Regions from separate parts of the Homo sapiens genome. Here all the other regions are linked to region 4. Evidence: chromatin contacts called from ENCODE Hi-C or POLR2A ChIA-PET data. All regions are on one chromosome and are shown on one strand. The core of a region is the stretch at or near the end of the contact, and the rest is flanking DNA. Distances in the headings are between cores, read along the strand shown.

Region 1 (3,067 bases), core at 293-2,792, 440 kb after region 4:
AAGCTTTTAGGATGCTTGGCCTCCACCCCCAGTCCTACTCCCACCTGCTAACCCCAGAGCCCAGATAGGGATGCAGGGTGCCAGCAGGTGGTGACCAGCTGGTGTACCTTCTGGCCACGCAAGTCCTGGATGCTGTTATTGCTGTAGCCCCTGATGGGGCGCTGGGGAGGTTGCCATTCCAGCTCCCTCTGCCTCGCCATTGTGTGTGAGAGAAAAAGTAGCAGTCTTGCTTTGGACAAACCGAGGTTCAGATCTTACTGGCCATGTGACCTTGAGCAAATGATTTAGCTTCATTTCATTTTCTTCCTCTGTAAACTGGGGGTGATGAAAACTCCATTCTCATAGGGTGCTTGTGGATGAATCACGTTAGTATGTCCAAGGAGTCTCCAGGTACTGTTCTAGGGACTGGAATTAGAGGGAACAAGATAGGGGCCTCTACCCTCTGCTTATGTTCTGAAGGTATATTTACATCTGTGTACACACCTATGTGGGGTACATGTATGTAAATTTCCCAAATATGTTATACATGATGTGTATGTTACTCATACACATAGACACTGGCCACAGAATTTCTAGTTGTAAGCCTGCTTCATCCTTACTAAAATCTGAACTGGGGATTTCACCTCAAAAGGATCTTTTTCATGTTAATTGTGCCACCACTGTTTGCAGAAGTCAGGACCGGGTTTGAAGGTTCATTTACAGACTGACTTCCCTGCTCTCTTTCTAGCAGTAGGATCCCATCCCATCAAAGAACCAGCTGGTGCCTTCAAACCCTGGACGAACACAGACCGGCACAGGCTCATTCATTTCATCCCTGTCAGAGCCCCAACTCCTCTCTTTACCCACACATGAGCCTATTATATTTGAACGGATGAGGAGCCACAGAGGTGATCCATTAGTTCAGCTGAGCTTGAAATTAGTAGCTCATCCCCTTAAATGGTGTGGGCAGTTTGGCTGAGCTTGGACTGCAAAGCTGTTCCCCCTTGGATTGCACCCAGCATGGAAATGAGGACACACCTAATATTTTTTCCTTTTGACACTTGATTAATAGTTGACAAATCCAAACCCAAGTAGTTAGCTTTCCTATTATCCATCTTTTGACAGGCATTGCTGGTTTTCTTTTTGAGTCCCATTGTTCTAAAAATACACTCAGATCTGGAGCTGTTCACTGTGCATATATAGGCCTGATTTCATGGTGTCAAAGATAAGAGACATCTGGCAGGCAGATTACAAACAAAGTGGGTTGCTGGGTTTCAGAACTGAAGGCAGGGACCTCTGGGCTACTTAAATCTACTTAAATTCAGTGCTGCCAATTCTGTCCCTTCTTCCTTGGTGTTGTCATGTCACTGATAACCTGCCAGGGTCAACCATCTTACCACCCGGTAGGAAAGCCAAGCGTGGGGTGTGTGTGCACAGTGCATGCCGTGCCAGGTTGGGAGCAGAATGTTCTCGATGACAGATCGAGCCTGGTCGCAGCACCGCCTGCACAAAGTGGGTTTTGGTCATCAGAGGCTGTGGTCGACCACAGGGTAGTCATTTCCTCATTCTGCAGGCTCTGTCATCCCTCTCGAACACCTCAGAGGCGTGGAAGTAAATGTTGTCTCAGTACTGAGTAAATAAAGTAGCCAGGGAGATGATCTCTATTTGTCTTATTGTATAGATGTATTTTAAAAGATTTTTATTGGGTCTCTTATGATGAGCCAAGTGCTGTGTTGAGAGTTGAAGATTTTCAGAGATAACTACCAAGGCCTCACATTGTTGTTCAATAACAAGATAACCTTGGCAAATTAATTCACTTCTCAAAGTCTCTGTTTTCTCATCTATAAGACCGAAAAAAGCATGTATGTTATTTTGCTTATTTCACCTACTACAATGACGACAAGGATTCAGTAAAGTCAGGTAGCACAAAATACCACCACAGAGTAAAAGTCACTAAATAGTAGTTGTGAATCATTATTTAAATTTCTTCTTATTCCGAAAATGACTTGGAACATCTTATAAATTGTTTGCAACAAAGAAAAAAGGAAGGAAGTGAAGAAATTTTTTAAATGGAAAAATAACAGCAAAAACAAGATGAGACCGAGTTGAGGTTAATATAGACAATACAGTTAGAGCCCTGCACCCTTGCTAGAGAGGAGCTTTCAGAGTGGCTCTGTGCTTCCTGACAGACAGCAAAGAGGAAAATGGTACAGGAAGTACCTGAATAAGAGTTTTTAAAAAGAAAAGGAAAGAAAGCTTTTCAGAAAGAAGCATGGCTTTCCTTATTACTGACGCTTGAGGAAAATTTCTCTGTGGGTCATCTTAAAAGAACACTGGGTACTGTTGTGACTAATATCCTCAACGTCCTTGCAGTAAATACAGAAGGACATTTCCTAGAGCTGTTTCTGAAGGCATCCGTGAGTGGAGGCTGCTGGCTTAGTGCCAGAGCACAGGTTACAGGAAAACAGTTCAGGCAGGAGGTGGGCAAGCCTACCTAGGCTGCTATGAAGATGTCTTTATCTTCAAGGGTACATACCTTCCAGGGAGGGGCAGGAAACAATGTGGCCCGAGAGTGCAGCCAGCTGGGGGAAAGGTCCGAGTCAGCCCTCATAGTGCTCAGCACAGAATGCCACTTTGAAATCTGTGCCCAATACACTGTCGTGGGATCTAGGCTTGCAGGGTTCCTGGAGGCAGGAGAACTGGCCAGATGGAAAGGGCTGCTTTTAAATCTCGCCCCAGTGGGATGTAAACCCTCCTAGATTCTGGCTTATTTTTGAATTGTCTATAACAGATTGGACCTCTCAGCGCCATATCCTTTTAAATATGCACAAAGCAATGGAATCATTCCTCTGCATTTATGATACTTTATCTTGTGGCACTTCAGAGGTATGGTTAGCATCATTTGCTTCTACTGGTGTTTACGGTTTTAAGTCCTGCCCATGTTGCATTTAAATATTTTTGATATGGGTCTCTGTGTGAGTATGCATGTTGGCGTTAGATCGATAGATGAATGGTTTTGAACAGGTAAACATAGTTAAGTCAAACGAGCATGTATAGCTGCAAAGGTAATTGGTAGTATTTATTTGGA
Region 2 (3,327 bases), core at 120-2,619, 280 kb after region 4:
TTTTATAGGTCTCTGTCTCTCTATCACAAACATAAAAGGATCCCACTGTATACATTAACCTACAACTTGGTTTTTTCCCCTCACAATACACCGTGAGGCTCTGTCCACATTGGTCTGCATACATCTGCTCATTCATTCTTTTTTTTTTTTTCTTTTTTTTGAGACCAAGGCTCTCTCTGTCACCCAGGCTGGAGTGCAGTGGTGCAATCTCGCCTCACTCCAACCTCTGCCTCCCGGGTTGAAATGATTCTCATGCCTCAGCCTCCCGAGTACCTGGGATTACAGGCATGCACCACCACGCCGGGCTAATTTTTGTATTTTTAGTAGAGACAGAGTTTCACCATGTTGGCCAGGCTGGTCTCAAACTCCTGATCTCAGGTGATCCGCCCACCTCGGCCTCCCAAAGTGCTAGGATTACAGGCGTGAGCCACCACGCCCGGCCACATCTGCTCATTCTTTCTAAGGGCGTTGAGTGTCCTGTTTCTTGCCCATGTGGATGGTCCAGCCCCCACTGATGGACATGAGGTTGTGCCTGGAGGCTCATGGCACGCAGGGACCATGCGTCAACGAGCACCCTTGCTTCATACCCTGTGGCCAATGGAATGATTTCTCGGGACAGAAGTGGCCTTACTGGATCCCCCCCCCCGCCCCATAGGTTTGTTTTGAATTTTAGTCAATCTGCAGAGGGTAGCAACTAGTTGGCAGCTCTGCCAACAGGACAGGAACACGCCGGTGTCCCCACCCTCGTCCACACCACAAGGTTTCAGAGTTCAGGGAATGGGAAGCGTGGTTCTGGGGGATGGCCCCCTTCCTCCTGCTTGGCCTCACCCGGCGGCGGGTTGGAGTGGCGGTCAGCCAAGCGGCACAGTGACTAAAGTGACCCACATCCCGGGGCGGGAACTGTGGAGCTGGTGATGCAGAGGCAGGAAGTTGGGCTGGGGTGAGCGCAGGGGCGCTGCGGGAGGAAATCAGTCTGATGGGTGGGAAAGGGCCGGGTCTGCCTGGAAAATGGGACCCTCCTGTATGTCAGTTCCAAGACCAATATGATCGAGTGCCAGTTATATGCAAGGCTTCACGTCCCCAGTGCCCCCACCTTTACCAGATGGGGACCTGAGCTGGGGATGTCACAGTCTTGGCATCCTGAGCTGGGGTGGGGACAATTCAACAAGTGCTGACACTCATTCTAATGTTGAAACACTGTGGGTTCTTCTTTCTCTTTCATTCTTATCCCACACCCCCCGGCTGCTGCAGAGCCATTATAGTTCATTGACTTCAAGGTTAATTTTTATAGAAGTTTCCAGAGCCAAAGATCAGAATACACAAGAGACTTGGCCTCTTTCCCATTTTTCCTCACTACGATGAAAGTCAGGGCTGCTGGTTGCTGCAGACGGGCATGACAAAGCCCAGGGGTCTGAGGGGCCGGCAGCTGCTTCCTTCCCAGGCCAGCTTCTCCATTAGACCCGGCAGGCACTGTGCCTGGGGCCTGAGAAACTCTTAGGGGCCCGTGAACATGTTTTAATGTAATTTAAAATCAGGAGAAAAAAATGAACATTTAAGTTGAACAATAGGTTTTAATATGTAATATTGAGATAGCTGTAATTAACCAAGGCAGTCATAACATTCAATTACCTTTTTTCTAATGGAGGAAGGAATGCATGAAGTCAAGAGTGCCTGGGGCTCACCAAAGTCATAATGGGGCTCCAGATTGCCCCTTCTTGGCCTCAGTTTCTTCACCGGTTAAGTGGAGTCAGTAAAGCCAGCCTGACCTTTGGGCTCCTACCATCTTGCCCCAACTTCCTCAGCTCCTTCTTCTCCCCTCACTGGCCACAGACAACTAAATGCCCTGCATTTTCCAGCAGCCAAAGCTTTGTGCTTTCTGGTCCTCTGCTTAGAATGCTACCCTCCAGGTTCCAACTCTCTAAAACTTAATCATTTTTTAAGACAACATTCAGATGCCACCTCCTCCAGGGAGCCCTCTGTAACTCTCTCAAGCTGGACAGGACCCCACCTCTCCTGAGCTGCAGGAACCCTTTCTTGGCCTTCCCCTCTGCTACTGAGTTCTCTCTGCCTTGAATCATGCGCCTCCCTCACGCTACCTCAGGGCTTTCGTTTCCAAAGCACCTTTCAGATCTGCATTTTGGGCTGACACAGTGAGGTGTTAAGGTGGGCAGAGAAGGCAAAGTAGCCTACCCAGGGTCACACAGCAAGTGAGAATCAGGAGTTTCCTGACTCCCGGTCCAGTGCTCCTGTGTCCTTAGTCTCAGTTTTCCTAGCTATAAAATATTCCTGAGCCTTAGTTTTCTGGTCTTTAAAATGGGGCTTTCAAGGATCCCTTCCTCATAAGGCTCTTCTGGAGATTAAATTTATTAATACAGGTCATACATTTATCACAGGTCCTGGCACACAGTGAGTGTTGAAGAAATGGCAGCCTTTGTTGTCACTAACCGATAACACCTTATCTCATTGACGTGGGATTATTCATTAATGGTTACTTTTTCTAATTAAAAGAAGGATGGATCCCTGAGACGCTGGCTTGGCCTAGGGAATTGGCACCCTTGACTCCAGATTTGCAGGGACCCTGGGCCTCCGCAGACCCAGAGCTGAGGTCCCTTTCTTCCTGCCTGCAGCGGATGCTGTGTACCTGGACTCGGAAGAGGAGCGGCAGGAGTATGTCCTCACCCAGCAGGGCTTTATCTACCAGGGCTCGGCCAAGTTCATCAAGAACATACCTTGGAATTTTGGGCAGGTAAGGGCCACACCCTGTCTCTCCCAACCATCTCAGGCCCTTCTGTGTGCCCGGCCCTGTGTCTGGGGGCAGCCAAAGCTGCACAGGTGGGAGTGAGTCACAGAGTCACCCACTTCATGCTGTCAGGGATGCAAAGGCCCTGAAACAGCTGAAGGTTCAGAGAGGGCCAAGGCTGCCCTGAGGTCACACAGCAAAGGCGGCAGCCTTGGATTCAAGGTGGAGAAAGAACTAGGAGAGCCTTTGGGAACTGTGAAGCTGGTTGGTATCCTGGGAGGGGGAAGAGGGAACAGTAAAGCTCATGTATTGAAACAATAGGCAGTACTTGGAGTTGTGCTGGGGTGAGCCCTGTGTGCTAGGCATGTGCTAAGAAGAGGCTTTAAACCCTCACCCAGATCAGTGGTTCTCAGGATCACTGAGAGTCTTAAAACACTAGGGGTTGAGAATTTGCTCTTCAAACAAGTTCCCAGGTGATGCTGATGCTGCTTGTCTAATAACCATACTTTGGGAACTGCTGATCTGGTTGTATCTGCTAGCTGCTGCTGCATAACAAGCCTGAAATTTAGGGGCTAAAAACAACAATC
Region 3 (3,242 bases), core at 562-3,061, 490 kb before region 4:
CCAGCCCTAACAAGTCTTAACATGGCTGGGGCTTTATCTGCCATGTCCCTGGCACAGGCAGATAGCCAGGGAGCTGGGCACTGCCAGTCAGCAAGCAACCTGACCATGGCTCCAGACCAAGGTGTCTGCCACGACACTCTATGTGCCACACCCACCTGCAGGCTGCCTTCTTCCTCCTTGATCCCCAGCACCCTGCTGCAGCTTTATCGAGGCTGGCAAGCAGACAAGACCTCCATTGCACCCATGACCATGCCATACTAAGAGTCAGACAGTAGGACCAAAACCCACTATGAATACAGAAGCCGATCTAATGCAAATGTATCTGCATTTTAGGAGACCACTGCAATCTGGCACAGACCCAGCCTATGGAAAACAAACCCCTTGCCCCAGTTTCCCCTCCAGTCTCTGGCAGTAGAAAAAGCGGCAGGGGGCCGGGTGCGGTGGCTCACGCCTGTAATCCTAGCACTTTGGGAGGCCGAGGCGGGTGGATCACCTGAGGTCAGGAGTTCGAGACCAGCTTGGCCAACATGGAGAAACCCCGTCTCTACTAAAAATACAAAAATTAGCCGGGCGTGGTGGCGGGCACCGGTAATCCCAGCTACTTGGGAGGCTGAGGCAGGAGAGTCACTTGAACCCGGGGGACGGAGGTTGCAGTGAACTGAGATCCCACCACTTCACTCCAGCCTGGGCAAAAGAGAATCTGTCTCAAAAAAAAAAAAAAAAAAAAAAGACAAGAAAGAAAAAGCGGCAGGGCTCTCACTTTGCCACTCTCGTGTTTATCTGCTTTTTACAGCAAAAGATGCATGAAAGTAATTAGCAATAATAATTGCTTCCTAATGCCCCGTAGTTGTCTCTGGAGACCATCTTTCTGGAACTTTCCCTGCGTAAGTTCTTTGGTAATGAGTCTCCTAAGAAGCTCCTGAAAGTGGGATCTAGCGTTGGCTGACAGACAGGGAAATAGGCAATTTTCCAAGTTTGATTTTAACTGAAATTTGGAACTCAGAGTACTTCTGGTCCCTCCTTCAGGGATATGAACGTTAGGAGATGGAACCCGGGCACAATTCGCATCCTTGGGAACCGAGGCTTTCCCACTATCCCCTGCCACGAGGAGCGGCCCGGGGGATCCGGGGGAGACACGCAGAGTGGGGTGTGAGTCGGAGACCCTGGGACCACCTAGCCCGCGCGCGCTTCCGGTAGGGCGCAGAGGAGGTAGTGGCCCCGGCCCGTACTCCCAGCAGGCCTCAATTTCCCATTCTTGAAGGGGGTCTCCCGTGCGACCCAGGGCCCTGGAGGGCCGCTCACCTCTCGCGCCGAGCGGAGCTGCTGGCGCAGAGCGTCCTTGCAGCCGTAGGGGCCACCTTCGCCAGCGCCGCGGGGCTGGAAGTGCGTCTCGACACGCGTGGCGCCGCGGTAGGCGCCCTGGTAGAAGGCGGGCCAGCCAAGCTCCAACAGCGGTGGCTCCAGGTCCGACTGCTCGGGGAAGTAGGTGCCCGAAGAGCAGTCGTGCGAGGAGCCGAACGAGTCCTCGGCCGCCGCCGCCGCCGCCGCGCCCTCCTCTCCCGGCCTCTCCGCCGCGCGCAGAATGGCGTGCACCTCATCGGGGTTCAGGAAACGAGCCAGGCGCTCGCGTCGCAGGAAGGCCGCGAAGGCTTCGGGGCCGCCCGCCACCAGCTCCTCCAGAGCCAGGCGCCGTGACTCGCTGAACAGCTCGGTCGGGTTGGGCGGCCCGCACGGCGACAGGCAGGCGGCGGGCACCTCGTCCAGGCCCTCGGACAGCAGAGCCATGGCGGCGCTCGGACTCGACAGCCCTCGGACAAAAACCGGCGTGCAGTCCCGCTTTATAGGCAACCTTTGAATCAAACAGGCCCGCGCCATTGGCCGCACCTCCCCGCCTCGGCTCTCCCATTGGCTGCTTTCCTTCCAATAGCGGAGCGAGGCGGGGCGCAAGCCTCTACGGCTCCGCCCCCTGATGCGTTATTGGCTGCGATGCTGGGCTTGCTAAGAGGAATTTAAACTTGCAGGGGCGAGGCGGGCCGCAGAGCAGGGACAGAGCGGGGAGAGCCGAGCTCCTGGCCATCCCAGCGCGCCCCCTGCCGGTCGCCCCGCTGCGCGGCCGTGCAAGGCCAGGGACAGTCAGGCCTAGACAACGAGGAGAGGCAGGTGCCGACTCCCGGAGACTCTGGCCACGCTGCTCCTAGGCTCTCAGTGCTTTGGCATGGCCAACCATATCGCCTTTATCACCTGCCTTTAACCATGTATTCATTCATTCAAAGAATACCGGCTCATCGTATTAGGACTGCTCCTTTGATTACACCCTCGGGTAGTCTTCTCTCATTTCATCGATTTTTGCCTTGTAAAACCCCAACCAACCGTGGTTATACCCTACTTTCCACCTGCACCCCGGCAGCCCTACAGGGCTGAAGAAAAAACAAAAAGAGCGTAACCATGCTTACTGACTGGTCATGTTTTAAATTCATAATCCGTAAGACTGCCTGCTAGGAGGCCGGGCGCGGTGGCTCACGCCTGTAATCCCAGCACTTTAGGAGGCCGAGGAGGGCGGATCACCTAAGGTCAGGCGTTTGAGACTAGCCTGACCAACACGGTGAAACCCCGTCTCTACTAAAAATACAAAAATTAGCCAGGTGTCTTGGTGTACGCCTGTAATCCCAGATACTCGGGAGGCTGAGGCAGGAGAATCACTTGAACGCGGGAGGCGGATGTTGCAGTGAGTCGAGATAGCACCACTGCACTCCAGCCTGGGCGACAAGATCGAAACTCCATCTAAAAACAAAACAAAACAAAACAAAAGCAAACAAACAAAAAAACTGCCTGGTAGGCCGCATTTCCCTCATTCTCTCTACCTTTTCCTCTCTGACAGCTTGTCTTCCATGTCAGCAAGAACACAGAAACAGTAAGAAGGGAACGTCCACGTGCGGCCATCTAGTCTACCTTCCTGTCTGCATCTCTGCCCGTATACTGGGCATTGATGAACTGTGCCTGTGCCCATCCAACCCCAACCCCTCTGCCTGGGCATTTCCAGCCCCTCTACTACTCACCAGCATCGCTCCAGCAATCTTCTTCTTTCTCCTGGAACATCAGCTTCCCTCTTTACCGATTCATTTCTATCAGCCTACAAGCATGCTGAAATATTTTTCATCTTAAAACAACCCTCTCTTGACCCTACATTCCTCTAAAGCTCCCCATCTCACTTCTTATTTTTGCAGCATAGAATCTCAGATGTG
Region 4 (3,415 bases), core at 608-3,107:
CTGGGACTACAGGACTGCTCCATCACACCGGGCTGACAATGCCATCTTAGACTTTTCAAACACAGCACATTTCCTCTGCTTCATAAAGAATCCCAGAGTCCTTACGGTGACAGAAGCCCTCAGCTTTCTCAGAAATACTATAATATAGCAACTACTAGGCCTTGGATATTTGTTCTGTGCTACGGTCTTGATATAAATCATTCCATTTAATTCTCACAGCAACGCTATGAGCAGGGAACTATGACTGCCTATTTTCCATAACTGGAAACTGAGGCGGGGCGGAGAAGTTAGGTCACTTAGCCAAAGTCACATGGAGAGTAACAGCAAGAGTGGGAGGCAGAAGAGGACACCAGGGCTGTGTGGCCACAAGTGGGCACACCTGACCACCCTGCCCAGTGTCCTCTCAGCCACAGCATCTGTATTAGTCCATCCTCACACTGTTATAAAGAACTGCCTGAGACTGGGTAATTCATGAAGGAAAGAGGTTTAATTGACTCACAGTTCAGCATGGCTGTGGAGGCCTCAGGAAACTTACAATCATGGCGGAAGTGGAAGCAAACATGTCTTTCTTCACATGGTGGCAGCAAGGAGAAGTATAGAGCAAAAGTGGGTAAAGCCCCTTATAAAACCATCAGGTCTCATGAGAACTCACTCACTATCAGAAGAACCGCAGCATGGGGGTAACCACCCCCATGATTCCATTACCTCCCACGACAGGTGGGAATTATGGGAAGTACAGTTCCAGATGAGATTTAGGTGGGGTCACAGCCAAACCATAGCAGCATCCCACAGCCCCTCCCCATCACAGAGACTCCCAGTGTTCTCACAGTCTGGGAATCCCATGGGCCTCTCCCAGGTACAAAATATGGAGCAGATCTCACCTCAGGGACCCCCATTTCCCTCATGGTTGCATAGATCAGGACTGGATTTTCTTGTCCTTCTGACCTATTGAGTACCAAGAATCTGACTGGAGCGGGGCGGAGGGTGGGGCGTGGGCTCCTCATCAGGCCCAAGGGTGGGCTGCTTGCACTCCAGAACATGGGCAGAGTCAGTAGCAGGGCTGTCTCAGGCCGAAGAGGCACATCCTGCCCAGGGTGCAGGCAGTGCCAATGCTTATGAGGATTTGTGGGCCATGAGTCCCCTCCCAAGATTGTCTCCAGTATGTTGCAGGGAACATGGGACATCTGTCTACAGTCTCTGTCACTGTGCAAATCTGATCAGGTTCCTCAGATGCCAGTCTGGTCAGGTCTCTTCTGCTTCAGAGACTCTTTCCACCCTCCATCCCGTGTACTTTGAGGCTGGAGTTTAGCAAAGCAGTTACCCGCTGTGCATCTCTCTTGGCTCATCTTCTCACGCTCACATTCCAGTCTCAGGCCATGACTCAGTCATCTCGGTCTGACATTGTTCAGAAAAAAAGGAATGGGGCGGGGGTAGAATTCATTCATTCAACTGTGCTAGTCACTGAACTAGGTACTGAGTACAGTGGTGAATCAAAGACAGATGCCTTTGGACCCTTGCAGAAAGAAGTCCAAACTAAGCACAGTCCCCTCATCGTAGTAACAGCTCCTATCATGGAAAATTGGCCATTCCTACAGATTAATAATGAATCAGTGACCAAGGAACATCTTCAGAACAAACAGAAAAGCAAAGCAAGTGGGAGAAGTTTACTTCTAAACTTCCAGATAGTTTTCGAAAATTATCCCAAGTCCTCCAGAGTCTGGCGTTGAGCCTCCGCTCCGCCAGGGGACGCTGCAGGACTGCTCGCGTCGGTTCCTACCGCTCTAGGCCGCAGCTCGCGCTCTCGTCTGTATTTCCGCCGGCGCGAAACGAGCGTAGCTTCCTTGTCGTGTGGCCTCAGTCCTTCGCCGTCCCTCGCCGTCCTTCGCCATCGCACGCCACCGCACCCCATCTCTCGAAATCTGCAGACATCTTGATTTTTCCCACGCTGTCTGTCAGGTCTCCGCCGCCACTCGACGCCAGGGCGCCGGGTGAGTCCACAGCAGGGCGCATGGTCGGCTCCACTCTCACCATCGGGGGAAACTGAGGCCCCGGGGAAGGCGGCCAGAGAGGTCAGGCCCTGTCCTTGGTGCAGTGTCTCGTCCTCTTTGCCGGAGTGAGCCCCCCAGGATTCGCGTGTCCTCGGGAAAGACACTGGCAGGTGAGTCGCGCCCTTGGCCGCGGCAGTGCTGAGCGGGCCACGTGCGGTCGTCAGACCCCCTGTCCGCGCAGCTACTCTGCGGGGAGGCTTAGTGCCCCTGGATGGCGGGAAACAGGGCTCGGCGACTTTAGCTGCCCGCCCCCGACTCCTGGCATTGGAAGCCTCCAAAGCCACTTGACTGTTGCCTACAAAGTGCCAGTCATTGTGCCACGTCCTTGAGACCGTTAACTCGTTTTCCCCTCAATAACTTTTAAAAGTAGGTGTTAGAACCTTCATTTTACAGACCAGTTAGCTGTGGTTTAAATGGAAGACGCTGCCAGCACTCCAGTGGGGCAGAGTCTGGACTTCTGTCCCCGGGCCTTGTACTAAAGCCCCCTCCCCGTGCTTTTTCCTTGCCTAGGCCTTGTGGGCTGTGCTGCACCTCGGACGGCTTCGCACCAGCCAGCGCCCTCTCTCTCCTGCAGCACTCTGATCTGCACCCCCTGAGGGGCTTCCACTGTCCGCGGGGTGAGAATGCCCCTGGGTAAGTGCCGCTGCTTCTGCGCACCTTGGGGAAGGACCCTTCTGTGGGACGCAGTAGAGGGGACAGTCAATGAGCTCAGCCAGTTCTGAGTTCTGAGAACTGTCTGGCAAAGCGGGTGCAGAGCAAAGCGTGACTTAGGAGACGGGCTGCGCTTGGGGTCACATGCTAGCTAAGTTCCTTCATTCCCCTGAGGTTGACTTTCTGTAAAGTAGGGAAACTGCAAAGGCTCTCTGAGGGCAGAGGCCTTGGCTGTTTTTCTTGATTTTGAACCCACGGTGCCTGTCCACGTGTAGATACTCAGAACTGGTGGGCTGAATGTACAGCCGAGGCATTTTTACCAGAAGTCTGTTTTCCTGTGGACTCTGGGTGGGGACAGATGGAATCTGCCTGTGAAGTGATGATGGCTCTCAGGGTCCTGGGTACCCTTCTCTTCCCTGGGGGGTGAGCCTCCCTCTGGAGATCTGGCAGCTAACACGCTGACGTGGGCTCACCTGCCCTTTTTTGCACCTGTATTCGAAAGTGATCGTGGGCTGCCTGTGCCCTGGTCATTGATAGTGCAGGGAGAGAAATCGCGGAAAGTGCTTCCCCGTGTTTGGAGGGTCCGCTCCTGTCCCTTTCAAACTCTGGAGCTTTCTCACACCTCCTTCTCACCATCTTTCAAATGCCTCCTGGCACTTGGTGTCTTATTAGTGAGTGCTCCCTGTGCAAGGCTCAGTGCAGGGTTCCATGAGGCG

The links. A loop is a pair of places that touch in the nucleus more often than their neighbours do. ChIA-PET counts read pairs that join two places held with the same protein, here RNA polymerase II (POLR2A). Pooled maps may share reads with other maps.
Region 1: a loop to region 4 is called in a pooled map, with 4 times the contacts of the local background. The contact joins the enhancer-like site here to the promoter of SNHG17 in region 4. A Hi-C loop is called at or near these places in 2 of 50 pooled maps. POLR2A ChIA-PET finds 5 or more read pairs at or near these places in 3 of 52 experiments (HEK293, PC-9 and common myeloid progenitor, CD34-positive).
Region 2: a loop to region 4 is called in a pooled map, with 2.5 times the contacts of the local background. The contact joins the enhancer-like site here to the promoter of SNHG17 in region 4. A Hi-C loop is called at or near these places in 1 of 50 pooled maps. POLR2A ChIA-PET finds 5 or more read pairs at or near these places in 2 of 52 experiments (HEK293T and activated CD4-positive, alpha-beta T cell).
Region 3: a loop to region 4 is called in a map of CD8-positive, alpha-beta T cell, with 2.8 times the contacts of the local background. The contact joins the promoter of FAM83D here to the promoter of SNHG17 in region 4. A Hi-C loop is called at or near these places in 1 of 168 maps with a recorded cell type or tissue (CD8-positive, alpha-beta T cell) and 6 of 50 pooled maps. POLR2A ChIA-PET finds 5 or more read pairs at or near these places in 5 of 52 experiments (CD4-positive, alpha-beta T cell, GM10248, K562 and 2 more).

Annotation. Positions count from the first base shown.
Region 1 is chr20:37,989,171-37,992,237 of GRCh38, reverse strand. The region is part of intron 7 of TTI1 (TELO2 interacting protein 1); the gene reads left to right. Among named protein-coding and RNA genes, the nearest start is that of TTI1, 43 kb to the left of the region's middle. RefSeq lists an enhancer at 1,574-1,653. Within about 2 kb of position 1,542, at least 24 of the 41 ENCODE cell types and tissues checked have a DNase peak (open chromatin) inside an H3K27ac peak, as active enhancers do.
Region 2 is chr20:38,150,358-38,153,684 of GRCh38, reverse strand. TGM2 (transglutaminase 2) reads left to right here. Exons shown (of 13, transcript NM_004613.4): 4 at 2,628-2,746. Among named protein-coding and RNA genes, the nearest start is that of TGM2, 13 kb to the left of the region's middle. Within about 2 kb of position 1,369, at least 30 of the 41 ENCODE cell types and tissues checked have a DNase peak (open chromatin) inside an H3K27ac peak, as active enhancers do.
Region 3 is chr20:38,924,986-38,928,227 of GRCh38, reverse strand. FAM83D (family with sequence similarity 83 member D) reads right to left here and starts at 1,811. Exons shown (of 4, transcript NM_030919.3): 1 at 1,303-1,811. The coding sequence starts at 1,785. RefSeq lists enhancers at 149-238, 1,624-1,723 and a silencer at 1,834-2,193.
Region 4 is chr20:38,433,770-38,437,184 of GRCh38, reverse strand. It overlaps SNHG17 (small nucleolar RNA host gene 17), which reads left to right and starts at 1,857. Exons shown (of 8, transcript NR_185934.1): 1 at 1,857-2,158; 2 at 2,559-2,681. LOC124904958 reads right to left here. Exons shown (of 3, transcript XM_047440636.1): 2 at 2,580-2,722; 3 at 469-2,343. The coding sequence ends at 1,697. It overlaps SNORA71D (small nucleolar RNA, H/ACA box 71D), which reads left to right and starts at 3,186; the gene lies at 3,186-3,323. RefSeq lists enhancers at 1,735-1,794, 1,815-2,104, 3,385-3,415.